Linked DNA regions of Mus musculus: region 2 is linked to region 1. A link is a loop called in an ENCODE intact Hi-C map of the cell type or tissue named here. Cell type or tissue: gastrocnemius. All regions are shown on one strand.

Region 1 (8,000 bases):
GGGCTCTCCTTGCATGTATGTGGCCAGAGGATTTATCCATGCCACCCCATAAACTAGGTGTGGTCACACATATCTAAAATTTTATAAATAAAACTTAGAAGGTGGAAGCAGGAAGTTCAGAAGCTCAAGGACGTGATAGTGTTGAATATGCCAGCACATGACTAAGACCTTGGCTAGTAACAAAGATGAAGGCAGGAAAGGGAGAAATAAGAGGAGAGAGGGAGAGAGACCCGGGGATAGACAGTACAGTGTTTCAACCGCCTTCCTAACTATTCCCCATAGGGGTCAGGACCTCAGTCCAATGCTAGGTTGTGTGTATCTGTCTCAGTCAGCTGCTGGTAGACCCTCTCAGAGGAAAGCCATGCTAGGCTTCTGTCTGTAAGCACACCATAACATCTATAATAATTTCAGGGATTGGTACCTACCCATGGGATGGATCCCAAATTGGGCAGGTCACTGTTTGGCTATTCCTTTGGTCGCTGTTCCATTTATGTCCCTGAATTTTTAAAGACAAGAGTAATTTTGGTTCAAATATTTTGAAGGTGTGTTGGTGTCACCGTCCCTCCACTGGGGGTACTGTCTAACTACTGGGGGTGGTCTCTTCAGGTTCCACAGTCCCACTATTGGCATTTCGGCTAATGTCATCCTCACTGAGTCCTGGGAGTCTCCCCATTCCAGGTCTCTGTGACTTTCCTAAGGTTCCCCCAACCTCCCACACTTCTCCCCATGGCTGCATTTTCCATTCATTCTCCTGGCTCTCTGGGCCTCATCCTATCTCTTCCCACATCCTGCTTTCTCTTTGCCTTCTCCTTCCCATCTCTCACCTAGGTTCCTTCCTCTCTCTGCCTCCCATGCTTATCTTGATCCCCCTTCTAAGTGGGATTCAAGCATCTTCAATTGGGCCTTCCTTCTTGTTTAATTTCTCAGGGCCCGTGGGTTGTATCATGGATATTCTGCACTTTTGGGCAAACATTCACTTACCAGTGTGTGCATAACATTCATGTCCTTTTGGGATTTAGTTACCTCACTCAGGATATTATTTTCTGTTTCTATCCATTTACCTGACAGATTCATGATGTTCATGTTTTTAATAGCTGAATAGTATTCCATTGTGTAGAAGAACCACATTTTCTGTATCCATGCTTCAGTTGAGGGACAGACATCTGGAATGCTTCTACTTTCTATCCATTGTGAATAATGCTGCTGTGAACATACTGGAACATGTGTCCTTGTATAGTGGAGCATCTTTTGCGTTGCAGGAGCGATATAGATGGACGTTCAGGAAGAACTACTTCCAATTTTCTGACGAGCCACCAGTTTGATTTCCAGAGTGGTTGTACCAGCTTTCAATCCCACCAGCAATGGAGAAGTGTTCCTCTTTCTGCACATCCTCACCAGCATATGCTGTCACTTGGGGCTTGGATCTTTTCCATTCTGATTGGCGTAAGGTGGAATCTCAGCATCATTTGGATTTGCATTTCCCTGATGACTAAGGAACTGAAGGGGATGGCAACTCCATAGGAAGACCACCAGTGTCAGATAATTGTGACCCCTTGGAGACCCCAGAGATTAAGACTGCAGCCAAAGAGCAAACACTGGGCTGGTCTGAGGCCCCTGGTACACATGTAGCACAACACTGCTTTGTCTGGCCTCAGTGGGAGAGGATGCGCCTAATTCTGTAGATACTTGTAGGCACAGTGAGGGAGGTTGCTGTGATAAAGCATCTAGTCAGAGGCACAGATGAAAGGGAACTGTTGAAAAACTCTGTGAGGTGTGACCAACAGTTGGGAAGTAATTAAATGAAACAATTGATTAATAAAATAATAATAAAAGAGAAAGTGCTATGTTTTAAGCATAGCCAGTCCTTGCCAGGTTAATCCTCAGGCCTAGTGTTGATACTTCTGGCCTTCCCTGATTGGGAGCTTTCTGTAGAGAGAGTGGGCTCAGCTTCCTGATCAGCCTGCCTGTGTGACTTTAACCTATCCTACCACCACAGTCAGTCAAGTCCTATATTCATTCTACACAGCACTGACACTTAAAGACCTGGCTCACTAGCCTTTTGTGGGAACCAATCATTCACACTGAATGGAAACTGACCCCACATGTTTTTGATTTGCTCATCATGGTGAAGGAAGGGAGATCCAGCCACCTATCCTCTAATTCTAGGACCCCCACCCCCTTTCAGTTGCATGGGGAGAGTCTCCAGGGAGACTCAGTTTTCCTCCTTCATATAGGAAGGTCTTGTCTCAACCACAGCAGTGTGCAGACTCATTCAGATCCTTCCAGAAGAGTGATGTTCATAGGGCATATGAAAGGAGTTGGTGTCACGGGTACACAAACCAATTCATCTCATTGTGTTTTGAAGGCTGAGGTTCTGTTCCCTATGAAACTTTCATCCCCATGCCTCTGGCCCAGTTTTCCACAGCCCCTTCTGCAGATAAGTAAATGCTGGCCAGGAACTTGATACATTCTCCTCACTTGGTTGAGCCATGGGAATTCCTCCCCAACTTGCATATCTGTTTCTTGTCCTTCCCTCCTTTCTCCTCCAAGCCCATTCTAATCAAGAGTTTCTTCCGAGCACAGTACACCAAGGCCCACAATGAAGTGACTTATTCAGAGTGGTGCTTATAAATCGTCTAGCTTAAGACTTAGGGAAAAGGCAATTTTGCATGGTTGACATTGCATTTACTGAAACACATCACATTCACTTGTCACTTGTATATTTCTAGTTTGCAGGTCCATCCTTATGTTGGCAAATGCAGTGAACATACAGGGAGGCTCTTCCTGGTCTCTGAGATGGCCCATAAACTTTCCTTGTTTAACACCCCAGGTCCACCAAGGATAGATCTGTAACCAAACTCCAGGTTTCTCCTCCATGAACTGGTGGAAGCCAAGGGTTACCACGGGGAAACACACAGGCAGAAACTGTCTCAGAGAGACCTCGTGAAGCCTTTCCCTGAAAGCATTCTTCTCTTTGACATGCTCAACATGCCAGTAGACATTTTGTGTCTTAAGTGGTATCTCTTTGTGGTTCACAGAACTGAGTTTCATGCAGACAGTGTCATGCATGTGTAAGCCCACCACAACCACTTACTCTCAATTTTTTTCTCTCCCACATTTGGTAATCCCTAAGTTCTTTCTAGATTGCTTCCTTTCTAATTTAACAGAAGCATCGACCCTTCCACAATTTTATGTATCTATATATTCTTGTGGTCCCCAATTTGAAAAACATGCAAGATTTTTTCCACCCTTTTGTTGGGAAATTCAGTGACCATATAGAGAGGCTCTTCTTGGTCTAGGAGTCGGCCCATAAGCTCTCCATATTTAACACCCCATGTCCACCAAGGATAGATCTGTAATCAAACTCCAGGTTTCTCCTCCACGAACTAGTGGAAGCCAAGGGTTACCACGGGGAAACACACAGGCAGAAACTGTCTCAGAGAGACCCCTGAAGCCTTTCCCTGAAAGCATTCTTCTCTTTGACATGCTCAACATGCTAGTAGATATTTTGTTTCTTAAGTGGTATCTCCTTGTGGTCTGCATAACTGAGTTTCATGCAGACAGTGTCATGCATGAGTAAGCCCACCACAACCACTTACTCTCAAGTTGTTTCCCTCCCACATTTGATAATCCCTAAGTTCTTTCTAGACTGCCTCCTTTCTACTTTAATAGAAGCACGCCCATGATTTTATGTATCTATATATTCTCGTGGTCCTCACGTTGAAAAAAGCATGCAAGATTTTTCCTGTCATACTGAATTCACATGAAATTGTACACCCCAATTGCAGAAGACTGATGTTAGCCCACACCTGTCTGTGGAGAAATTCATGGCAAAGTATTGACTAGCCTTAATGTCAGACCTGAAACTCTGAAAGTGCTTGAGTCAGATATCACCAGAGACAAGGAGTTCCTATAAAGATTTGGCCTTCTTTACCAATGATACCAACAGCAAAGAGCATCCAATCCACTGAAGAGACAGCATACAGAATGGGAGAAAATCTTCACTAACCACTTTTGGCAGAAGATCCACATCTAGTTTTGAGTCTAGAAAAGGGCCCCAATTCCTGGGCAACTCTCCATGGTGCTGACCGGGAGAGTGCCTTGGCCTTGCATGTAGCAGAGCTGGTGAAAAGTTGCTAGAACATGATGCTTGTTCCTGAGGTCATGGCAACGGAGACCCATGACATAGGTGTACAAAGCAGCTGCTTTCTTTGTTGTAGCTCTTGTGGAGAGTGTCACCGTATGTAACTCAGGCAGGTCTTGAACTCATAATTTTCTGCCTCAGCCTCATTATCACTGAGTATACAAGCATGAAGCAAGACAGCCAACTGCATGATTTTGATCTTCAGTAGGAGAAGAAAGAATTTGGAGTTGCACCACAGGGAAACAGTTTTAAAGTAGAGAAATCTTTGCTGAACATTGTCCCAAGATCATCTATACAAGTGTATGGGGACAGCCAACTGATTTTAGAGTGTTTGTGTGTGTGTGTGTGTGTGTGTGTGTGTGTGTGTGTGTGTGTGTGTGTGTGAGAGAGAGAGAGAGAGAGAGAGAGAGAGAGAGAGAGAGAGAGAGTGCTCCAAGTAGTATGCAAGGGCCTTGGCCCATGTAGATTGTTCCCATTATTACCTCTGCTCCACACCTACTTCCTCTCAACTGTGGATGGCTAACACATGTAACAGGCTGACTCACATAAGCCTGGCATGTGAGCACATTCCTGCCATCTCATTACAGGAGACCAAGGCTGGAGCATTGGAAGTTCGAGGTTAGAATGATGTACAGCAAGTGTTTTATCTACTTCTCTAACGTTATGAGGAGACACCATGAGCAATGGAACTTACCAAAGAAAGAAGTGCTTTGCTGGGGGTTTGCTTACCATTTCAGAAGTTGTCATGAAAATCATGGCAGGGAGCAGGCAGCAGGCAGACAGACATCGTGCTTAGCAGGCAGCAGGCAGGCATGGTGCTGGAGCAGTAGCTGTGAGCTAACACATTGAGACCATAAGCAGGGTTCAGAGAAAGCCTGAGCCACTCACTTATGGTGGTGAGAGCTATTGAAACCACAAAGCCCACTCCTAGTGACTCTCATACTCCAACAAGGCCATACCTGCTGAATATAGTGAGAAATTATGTAAAAGAAAAAAAAAACCCAGAAACATTCCCAACTCACATGAAAACAACCAACCAAAGCTCTGGATCAACTGCCAACAATCCTAGATCACTATTATAAAAACTCCAGTCAACTGTCCTCACATCCTTATAAGTGTCTGACTTCCACCAAATCCCATGAGACAAAACATCTCAGAATTGCCCCGAGAATGGGTTGTGCTGGACAGGACCCTGTTTTAGCCTCAAGATGTATGGGGAATAGGCAGGGAGAGATTCACCTTTGGCCTTGACTGTTATTTAGTAGTTTCCTCTCCAGGTCCTTCCCTCTAGGAGACTAAGGTTTTCACTGCAGCCCCAAAGGACGAGGGGCAGATAATCATGTGGTCTCAGCTGAGGTGAAAAGTTTTGGCCATCCCTCAGGCAACTACTTAGCCAGCACAGAATCTTCAAAGTGATAGGTCTCTGTCCTGTAGAGTGCCAATGTTGTCAGGAATTTATGTCGGCATCAATGGGTGATAAATATCAAAAACATCTGGAAGGCACAGAATTCAATAGCAGAACAAACCCACAGATACCCATGTTCACAAATGGACTAAGGACCTGAATAGACATTGTTGAAAGGAGATATACATAAAGCCAACCGATATAGACAAAAGTTCTCAAGCATAATCATCGGGAAAAGGTGAATGAAAGTCAAAGCGAGACATCAACTCACCTTTGTTTACATTAACAAATCAACAGAGACGGGAATTAGTGCCAACAAGGAGCAAATTACCCCTTGTACAACACTCTTAAGGAGGGAATTGGCACAACAACTATTGAAAACACCATGAAAGTTTCCCAAATCATTAAATTTAGAACTGCTATACCTTCTAGCTGCACCTGTACTGATGGTGTGTCCAAGAGAAATAAAATCAATCACTCCAAGAAATGTCTGCATTCCCAGGCCGGGTGAAGCAATACCTGTGATACTTGTTTGAGCAGACATAATCTAAATGTCTGTTAGTGGACAAATAGATCACCAATATAGCTGGAATTAAGTGTGGGAAGGCAAAGACTCCATTTCCAGGGACTTGTGAAGCTGATTCAGAGGGATGACAAGTAGAAGACTTGCGTGTGCTAGAGAAGAAGTTTAAATACAGCATGGTGAAACTCAGCAGATGCGGTTAAATTTCTTTCACCTTTTAAGATGGGCTGGGGATGGGCCAAGGGGGAGACTGTTTACTTACCAAGTGAAAAGCCTGATGTTCAGTCCACAGCAACTTTAAAAAATACCCATTCTCACACACAGAGACATATGTGCACAAAGACATGGACCATCGTCTAGTCACAAACAGACAGAAAACGTGTCATGCCTTTTAGTTGGCTGTTGTTCAATAACATGGATGAAGTAATACTAAGCTACACTGAGATTTACAAAAATGGACAAATGTGTTACCTACTATCTCCTAAGTAGAGAAAAGTGCCAGTGGTTGCCAGTGTCTGAGAGGTACAGATGGAAAATGGGAAGGGGACCATATACAGGCAAAACATATTTTTTATCATATGAATATAATGTACACTTTGGTGGTCGTGGTTAATAGTATTCACAGATATAGGTTGTATATGTGCTGTATGTGATCTATGAAGTACATGATAAATAGGCTGCCTTAGTTGCTTATAACTTTTAAAACACATAAACCTTATCTATTTCTTGGGGTTCTTCCATGATACACAATTGTAAGTTAAATCTGTATCAAATACTTATGTTACACACACACACACACACACACATATATATAATTGTTGTTGTTGTTTAAGACTTTACTGTTCCTTTGAAACGATCAAGATGGAAGTCTGAGTGATTTCATCACAAAGGAATAATGGTTACTCTGGGGGAGAACCAAAGAGCTATTTAGCTTGATCATAGTCATTTCACAATATTTCATATACTTGTAAACCTTAATTGCACACAATTTTTATTTTGAGCTTTCTTTGAGAATATTAGTGTAAATGCATCCATACAGCAATGAGAACCGAGGGACACATCTCCATATGTTCTCAGCCCTGGGAAGAGCCAACACTTTCACTGGACCATGTCCAGGGTCTCAGGCTAGGAGAAGAGCAGTCTTATTGGTGAGTGTACAGAGAATCACTTGTGAGCACAGCATGGCAGACAAAAGTATCTTCTCCTTTGAAGCCATGACTTGTAGCTCTGTACAGAGTGGGAGGGAAGAGACAGGTCCTTCAGAGCCTAGTACAGTGGTTCTCAACCTTCTGAATGCAGGGACATGCCCAACCATGATATTATTTCATCGCCACTTCAGAACTTTAAGGTTTTACTGTTATGAGCCATAGCGAAAGTGTCTGATATTCATGGTATACAACCCCCATGGGGGTCTCCACCCACAGGTTGAGAAGCACTGGCCTAGAAGGATTTGATGGGTGATTGTGGTAAGAGGTGGGATATTTGGGAGATAAAAATATCTGGGTACTGTTGAATGATACAAGTGAGTGTCTTGTGGTCAGTGTGCAGATTGTTCTGTGGCCATGATAGGAGTCAGCCTGGAGAGTGCTAGTCAGATTGGGTATGGGATGAGAAGAGGAGCACCTATGGAGGCTCCTCATGGGTCAATCCAGCTGCCTTTGTTCTTCCTCTTCCTAGTGTTGCTGCTGCATCAAACTACATTTCACTAAATATTTCAATAGACACCAGTGTTCTCTCTCTCTCTCTCTCTCACACACACACACACATACAGAGACACACACACAGACACACACACACAGACACACACAAACACACACACACAGACACACACACAGAAACACACACACAGACACACACACACACACACACAGACACACACACCCACACATGCTCACTCACATGAACATCCATAGATTTATAAACTAAGA
Region 2 (8,000 bases), 220 kb after region 1:
CTGTATATGGTCCCCTTCCCATTTTCCATCTGTACCTCTCAAACAATGGCAACCACTGGCACTTTTCTCTACCTAGGAGATAGTAGATAACACATTTGTCCATTTTTGTAAATCTCAGTGTAGCTTAGTATTACTTCATCCATGTTATTGAACAACAGCCAACTAAAAGGCATGACAAGTTTTCTGTCTGTTTGTGACTAGACGATGGTCCATGTCTTTGTGCACATATGTCTCTGTGTGTGAGAATGGGTATTTTTTAAAGTTGCTGTGGACTGAACATCAGGCTTTTCACTTGGTAAGTAAACAGTCTCCCCCTTGGCCCATCCCCAGCCCATCTTAAAAGGTGAAAGAAATTTAACCGCATCTGCTGAGTTTCACCATGCTGTATTTAAACTTCTTCTCTAGCACACGCAAGTCCTCTACTTGTCATCCCTCTGAATCAGCTTCACAAGTCCCTGGAAATGGAGTCTTTGCCTTCCCACACTTAGATCCAGCTATATTGGTGATCTATTTGTCCAGTAACAGACATTTAGATTATGTCTGCTCAAACAAGTATCACAGGTATTGCTTCACCCGGCCTGGGAATGTAGACATTTCTTGGAGTGATTGATTTTATTTCTCTTGGACACACCATCAGTACAGGTGCAGCTAGAATGTATGGCAGTTCTAAATTTAAAGTTTTGGGAAACTTTCATGGTGTTTTCAATAGTTGTTGTGCCAATTCCCTCCTTAAGAGTGTTGTACAAGGGGTAATTTGCTCCGTGTTGGCACTAATTCCCGTCTCTGATGATTTGTTAATGAAAACAAAGGTGAGTTGATGTCTCCCTTTGAATTTCATTCACCTTTTCCCGATGATTATGCTTGAGAACTTTTGTCTATATCGGTTGGCTTTATGTATATCTCCTTTCAAAAATGTCTATTCAGGTCCTTAGTCCATTCGTGAACATGGGTATCTGTGGGTTTGTTCTGCTATTGAATTCTGTGCCTTCCAGAAGTTTTTGATATTTATCACCCATTGATGCCGACATAAATTCCTGACAACATTGGCACTGTACAGGAAAGAGACCTAACACTTAGAAGATTCTGTGCTGGCTAAGTAGTTGCCTGAGGGATGGCCAAAACTTTTCACCTCAGCTGAGACCACATGATTATCTGCCCCTCATCCCTTGTGACTTCAGTGAAAACCTTAGTCTCCTAGAGGGAAGGACCTGGAGAGGAAACTACTAAATAACAGTCAAGGCCAATGGTGAATCTCTCCCTGCCTATTCCCCATACATCTTGAGGCTCACACAGGGTCCTGTCCAGCACAACCCATTCTCGGGGCAATTCTGAGATGTTTTGTCTCATGGGATTTGGTGGAAGTCAGACACTTATAAGGATGTGAGGACAGTTGACTGGAGTTTTTATAATAGTGATCTAGGATTGTTGGCAGTTGATCCAGAGCTTTGGTTGGTTGTTTTCATGTGAGTTGGGAATGTTTCTGGGGTTTTTTTTCTTTTACATAATTTCTCACTATATTCAGCAGGTATGGCCTTGTTGGAGTATGTGAGTCACTGGGAGTGGGCTTTGAGGTTTCAAAAGCCCTCACCACCATAAGTGAGTGGCTCAGGCTTTCTCTGAACCCTGCTTATGGTCTCAATGTGTTAGCTCACAGCTACTGCTCCAGCACCATGCCTGCCTGCTGCCTGCTAAGCACGATGTCTGTCTGCCTGCTGCCTGCTCCCTGCCATGATTTTCATGACAACTTCTGAAATGGTAAGCAAACCCCCAGCAAAGCACTTCTTTCTTTGGTAAGTTCCATTGCTCATGCTGTCTCCTCATAACGTTAGAGAAGTAGATAAAACACTGACATGCAACACATGCTGTACATCATTCTAACCTCAAACTTCAAATGCTCCAGCCTTGGTCTCCTGTAATGAGATGGCAGGCATGTGCTGACATGCCAGGCTTATGTGAGTCAGCCTGTTACATGTGCTAGCCATCCACAGTTGAGAGGAAGTAGGTGTGGAGCAGAGGTAATAATGGGAACAATCTACATGGGCCTAGGCCCTTGCATACTACTTGGAGCAAACACAGACACACAGACACACAGACACACAGACACACACACACACACACACACACACACACACACACACTCTAAAGTCAGTTGGCTGTCCCCATACACTTGTATAGATGATCTTGGGGACAATGTTCAGCAAAGATTCCTCTACTTTAAAAATGTTTCCCTGTGGCACAAATCCAAATTCTCTCTTCTCCTACTGAAGATCAAAATCATGCAGTTGGCTGTCTTGCTTCTTGCTTGTATACTCAGTGATAATGAGGCTGAGGCAGAAAATGATGAGTTCAAGACCTGCCTGAGTCACATACGGTGACACTCTCCACAAGAGCTACAACAAAGAAAGCAGCTGCTTTGTACACCTATGTCATGGGTCTCCATTGCCATGACCTCAGGAACAAGCATCATGTTCTAGCAACTTTTCACCAGCTCTGCTACATGCAAGGCCAAGGCACTCTCCCGACTAGCACCATGGAGAGTTGCCCAGGAATTGGGGCCCTTTTCTAGACTCAAAACTAGATGTGGATCTTCTGCCAAAAGTGGTTAGTGAAGATTTTCTCCCTTTCTGTATGCTGTCTCTTCAGTGGATTGGATGCTCTTTGCTGTTGGTATCATTGGTAAAGAAGGCCAAATCTTTATAGGAACTCCTTATCTCTGGTGATATCTGACTCAAGCACTTTCAGAGTTTCAGGTCTGACATTAAGGCTAGTCATTTACTTTGCCATGAATTTCTCCACAGACAGGTGTGGGCTAACACCAGTCTTCTGCAATTGGGGTGTACAATTTCATGTGAATTCAGTATGACAGGAAAAATCTTGCATGCTTTTTTCAACTTGGGGACCACAAGAATATATAGTTACATAAAATCATGGGTGTGCTTCTATTAAAGTAGAAAGGAGGCAGTCTAGAAAGAACTTAGGGATTATCAAATGTGGGAGGGAAACAACTTGAGAGTAAGTGGTTGTGGTGGGCTTACTCATGCATGACACTGTCTGCATGAAACTCAGTTATACAGACCACAAGGAGATAGCACTTAAGAAACAAAACATCTACTAGCATGTTGAGCATGTCAAAGAGAAGAATGCTTTCAGGGAAAGGCTTCAGGAGTCTCTCTGAGACAGTTTCTGCCTGTGGGTTTCCGCGTGGTAACCCTTGGCTTCCACCAGTTCCTGGAGGAGAAACCTGTAGTTTGGTTACAGATCTATCCTTGGTGGACATAGGGTGTTAAATATGGAGAGCTTATGGGCCGACTCCTAGACAAAGAAGAGCCTCTCTATATGTTCACTGAATTTCCCAACATAAGGATAGAAAAAATCTTGCAATTTTTTCAAATTGGGGACCACAAGAATATATAGATACATAAAAATGTGGATGTGTGGATGCTTCTGTTAAATTAGAAAGGAAGCAATCTAGAAAGAACTTAGGGATTACCAAATGTGGGAGAGAAAAAACTTGAGAGTAAGTGGTTGTGGTGGGCTTACTCATACATGTCACTGTCTGCATGAAACTCAGTTCTGTGAACCACAAAGAGATACCACTTAAGACACAAAATGTCTACTGGCATGTTGAGCATGTCAAAGAGAAGAATGCTTTCAGGGAAAGGCTTCACGAGGTCTCTCTGAGACAGTTTCTGCCTGTGTGTTTCCCCGTGGTACCCCTTGGCTTCCACCAGTTCATGGAGGAGAAACCTGGAGTTTGGTTACAGATCTATCCTTGGTGGACCTGGGGTGTTAAATATGGAAAGTTTATGGGCCATCTCAGAGACCAGGAAGAGCCTCCCTGTATGTTCACTGCATTTGCCAACATAAGGATGGACCTGCAAACTGAAAATATACAAGTGACAAGTGAATGTGATGTGTTTCACTAAATGCAATGTCAACCATGCAAAATTGCCCTTTCCCTAAGTCTTAAGCTAGACGATTTATAAGCACCACTCTGAATAAATCACTTCATTGTGGGCCTTGGTGTACTGTGCTGGGAACAAACTCTTGATTAGAATGGGCTTGGAGGAGAAAGGAGGGAAGGACAAGAAACAGATATGCAAGTTGGGGAGGAATTCCCATGGCTCAACCAAGTGAGGAGAATGTATCAAGTTCCTGGCCAGCATTTACTTATCTGCAGAAGGGGCTGTGGAAAACTGGGCCAGGGACATGGGGATGAAAGTTTCAGAGGGAACAGAACCTCAGCCTTCAAAACACAATGAGATGAATTGGTTTGTGTACCCGTGACACCAACTCCTTTCATATGCCCTATGAACATCACTCTTCTGGAAGGATCTGAATGAGTCTGCACACTGCTGTGGTTGAGACAAGACCTTCCTATATGAAGGAGGAAAACTGAGTCTCCCTGGAGACTCTCCCCATGCAACTGAAAGGGGGTGGGGGTCCTAGAATTAGAGGATAGGTGGCTGGATCTCCCTTCCTTCCCCATGATGAGCAAATCAAAAACATGTGGGGTCAGTTTCCATTCAGTGTGAATGATTGGTTCCCACAAAGGGCTAGTGAGCCAGGTCTTTAAGTGTCAGTGCTGTGTAGAATGAATATAGGACTTGACTGACTGTGGTGGTAGGATAGGTTAAAGTCACAGAGGCAGGCTGATCAGGAAGCTGAGCCCACTCTCTCTACAGAAAGCTCCCAATCAGGGAAGGCCAGAAGTATCAACACTAGGCCTGAGGATTATCCTGGCAAGGACTGGCTATGCTTAAAACATAGCACTTTCTCTTTTATTATTATTTTACTAATCAATTGTTTCATTTAATTACTTCAAACTGTTGGTCACCCCTCACAGAGTTTTTCAAAAGTCCCTCCTCACCTGTGCCTCTGACTGGGTGCCCCACCATGGCAACCTCCCTCACTGTGCCTAAAAGTATCTACAGAATTAGGCGCATCCTCTCCCACTGAGGCCAGACAAAGCAGTGTTGTGCTACATGTGTACCAGGGGCCTCAGACCAGCCCGTGTTTGCTCTTTGGCTGCAGTCTTAATCTCTGGGGTCTCCAAGAGATCACAATTATCTGATACTGGTGGTCTTCCTATTTAGTTGCCATCCCCTTCAGTTCCTTAGTCATCAGGGAAATGCAAATCCAAATGATGCTGAGATTCCACCTTACGCCAATCAGAATGGAAAAGATCCAAGCCCCAAGTGACAGCATATGCTGGTGAGGATGTGCAGAAAGAGGAACATTCCTTCATTGCTGGAGGGATTGCAAGCTGGTACAATCACTCTGGAAATCAAACTGGTGGTTCCTCAGAAAATTGGAAGTAGTTCTTCCTGAACATCAAGCTATATCTCTCCTGCAACGCAAAAGATGCTCCACTATACAAGGACACATGTTCCAGTATGTTCACAGCAGCATTATTCACAATGGATAGAAAGTAGAAGCATTCCAGATGTCTGTCCCTCAACTGAAGCATGGATACAGAAAATGTGGTTCTTCTACACAATGGAATACTATTCAGCTATTAAAAACATGAACATCATGAATCTGTCAGGCAAATGGATAGAAACAGAAAATAATATCCTGAGTGAGGTAACTAAATCCCAAAAGGACATGAATGTTATGCACACACTGGTAAGTGAATGTTTGCCCAAAAGTGCAGAATATCCATGATACAACCCACGGGCCCTGAAAAATTAAACAAGAAGGAAGGCCCAATTGAAGATGCTTGAATCCCACTTAGAAGGGGGATCAAGATAAGCATGGGAGGCAGAGAGAGGAAGGAACCTAGGTGAGAGATGGGAAGGAGAAGGCAAAGAGAAAGCAGGATGTGGGAAGAGATAGGATGAGGCCCAGAGAGCCAGGAGAATGAATGGAAAATGCAGCCATGGGGAGAAGTGTGGGAGGTTGGGGGAACCTTAGAAAAGTCCCAGAGACCTGGAATGGGGAGACTCCCAGGACTCAGTGAGGATGACATTAGCCGAAATGCCAATAGTGGGACTGTGGAACCTGAAGAGACCACCCCCAGTAGTTAGACAGTACCCCCAGTGGAGGGACGGTGACACCAACACACTTTCAAAATATTTGACCCAAGACCACTCCTGTCTTAAAAAAATTCAGGGACGTAAATGGAACAGCGACCAAAGGAATAGCCAAACAGTGACCTGCCCAATTTGGGATCCATCCCATGGGTAGGCACCAATCCCTGAAATTATTATAGATGCTATGGTGTGCTTACAGACAGAAGCCTAGCATGGCTTTCCTCTGAGAGGGTCTACCAGCAGCTGACTGAGACAGATACACACAACCTAGCATTGGACTGAGGTCCTGACCCCTATGGGGAATAGTTAGGAAGGCGGTTGAAACACTGTACTGTCTATCCCCGGGTCTCTCTCCCTCTCTCCTCTTATTTCTCCCTTTCCTGCCTTCATCTTTGTTACTAGCCAAGGTCTTAGTCATGTGCTGGCATATTCAACACTATCACGTCCTTGAGCTTCTGAACTTCCTGCTTCCACCTTCTAAGTTTTATTTATAAAGTTTTAGATATGTGTGACCACACCTAGTTTATGGGGTGGCATGGATAAATCCTCTGGCCCCATGCATGCAAGGAGAGCCCTGTGGCAACAAAGCTATATTCCCCAGACCCAATATGCCCTTTGATCGACACCAAAGTACATTTACATAAGCCATATTGGCTAAGGAAGCTCAATCTTTACCTAGAGTTTCAGTGGACTCCTTTAGGCAGTAGATAGATGATATCTGAGCTGGGGTGCATCATGCAGGCACCCAGCCAGTCCCTGCATCTCTCAAAGCACCAAACCCAGCTTTCCATCTCACCAGGAGAACTCTAGCAAGGGCCACAAATTCTCCAATTGCTCAAGGATCACTTATCCCTCTGTCCTCCTCCCCAAGGGAGGCAAATGAGGAACTCAGATAACAACAGAGCCACAAACATGGAGTCACAGGTGATGATCAAGTTCTGTCTGCTGCTCCCAGGCCCTTCCTTTCCAAGTTTCTCAACTGCTAAGCTCATTTCAGGGGTGTGGTTTTGGGATATTTGTTGTCCCGGCACACAGGACTGTCTAGCATCTTTGTATACGGTTTGTTTTCTCACTGTGGTTGAATAATATTTGTCATCCCTGCCCACGAGACTGTCTGCCTTCTGTTTAAATGGTTTGAATGTTTTGGATTAGGTGACAGTAAGTGACCAAGACATTAAGGTTACCATAGTACTGCTTTCTGATACTTTATTCTGAGTGGTTGATACAATCAGGGACTGAGGGACAGCTGTAGTGCTGAGCGAGATGACTGTGGGTGGAAGGTTACAGAGGTGGATCAATAGGAGCCATTATGTCCCAGAAACCACATTAGGGCTTAGAGGGAAGTAGTAACTTACACCACTACCCTGACCAGAGATAGTTCCATACAGCAAGGTGTCATCAATCAGCTCTGGTCATTGATGTCACAATGTATCACCCTGTCTGTTTCTGCCACTTGGAAGAATTCAGTAAAATAACAGCAGGGCATGGTTACAGGTGCTGAGAAAATCCAGAGGCACAAAACTGGATGTCAGACGTTAAGGCTTTGATTGGGAATTTTGGCTTCCTTAGTAATGGGAATCATGCCAAATGGATGTGTTGGGCTCATGTTACTGCCTCCAGCTCAAAATCCCCCCCTCATGAAGGTTCTAGTGCTGGAACGATGTGTACAGAAGCCATGGGAGCTCCCTTTGTCTTCTGTTTTCCATGTCTAGAATGTTCTCCACTGAAACACCCCTCTAAAAAAAATCCCCAGAAAATCAAAAAGAACAAGAGGGCTACCCCACTGCTTGCGTAATTGTGTGTGGCTGTAAGGGCTACTGCATTCTTGTAACTGTCCCCTAGGTATTGGAAGTTGCTGAGTGCTCTCTCATCTATATTCCATGCTATCCTGAGCCCCACACCCATGCCCTGACTACATATTTCAAGTAGGTGCAGCAACACGAGTCTAAGAACTCTTCTAGAACA

Evidence for each region. Peaks named below come from ENCODE experiments on the same cell type or tissue, not always from the same donor. Only the 100,000 strongest peaks of a DNase experiment are listed, where the experiment ranks them.
Region 2: it touches region 1 in a loop (14-fold over the local background); 15 of 42 quality-filtered maps call a loop at or near these places.

Annotation. Positions count from the first base shown.
Region 1 is chrX:102,696,755-102,704,754 of GRCm38, forward strand. No RefSeq gene overlaps it. Among named protein-coding and RNA genes, the nearest start is that of Gm9112, 6.9 kb to the right of the region's middle. In gastrocnemius, no CTCF peak of the experiment used is centred here; a DNase peak (open chromatin) is centred at 4,079.
Region 2 is chrX:102,913,104-102,921,103 of GRCm38, forward strand. No RefSeq gene overlaps it. Among named protein-coding and RNA genes, the nearest start is that of 1700011M02Rik, 8.2 kb to the left of the region's middle. In gastrocnemius, no CTCF peak of the experiment used is centred here; no DNase peak of the experiment used is centred here.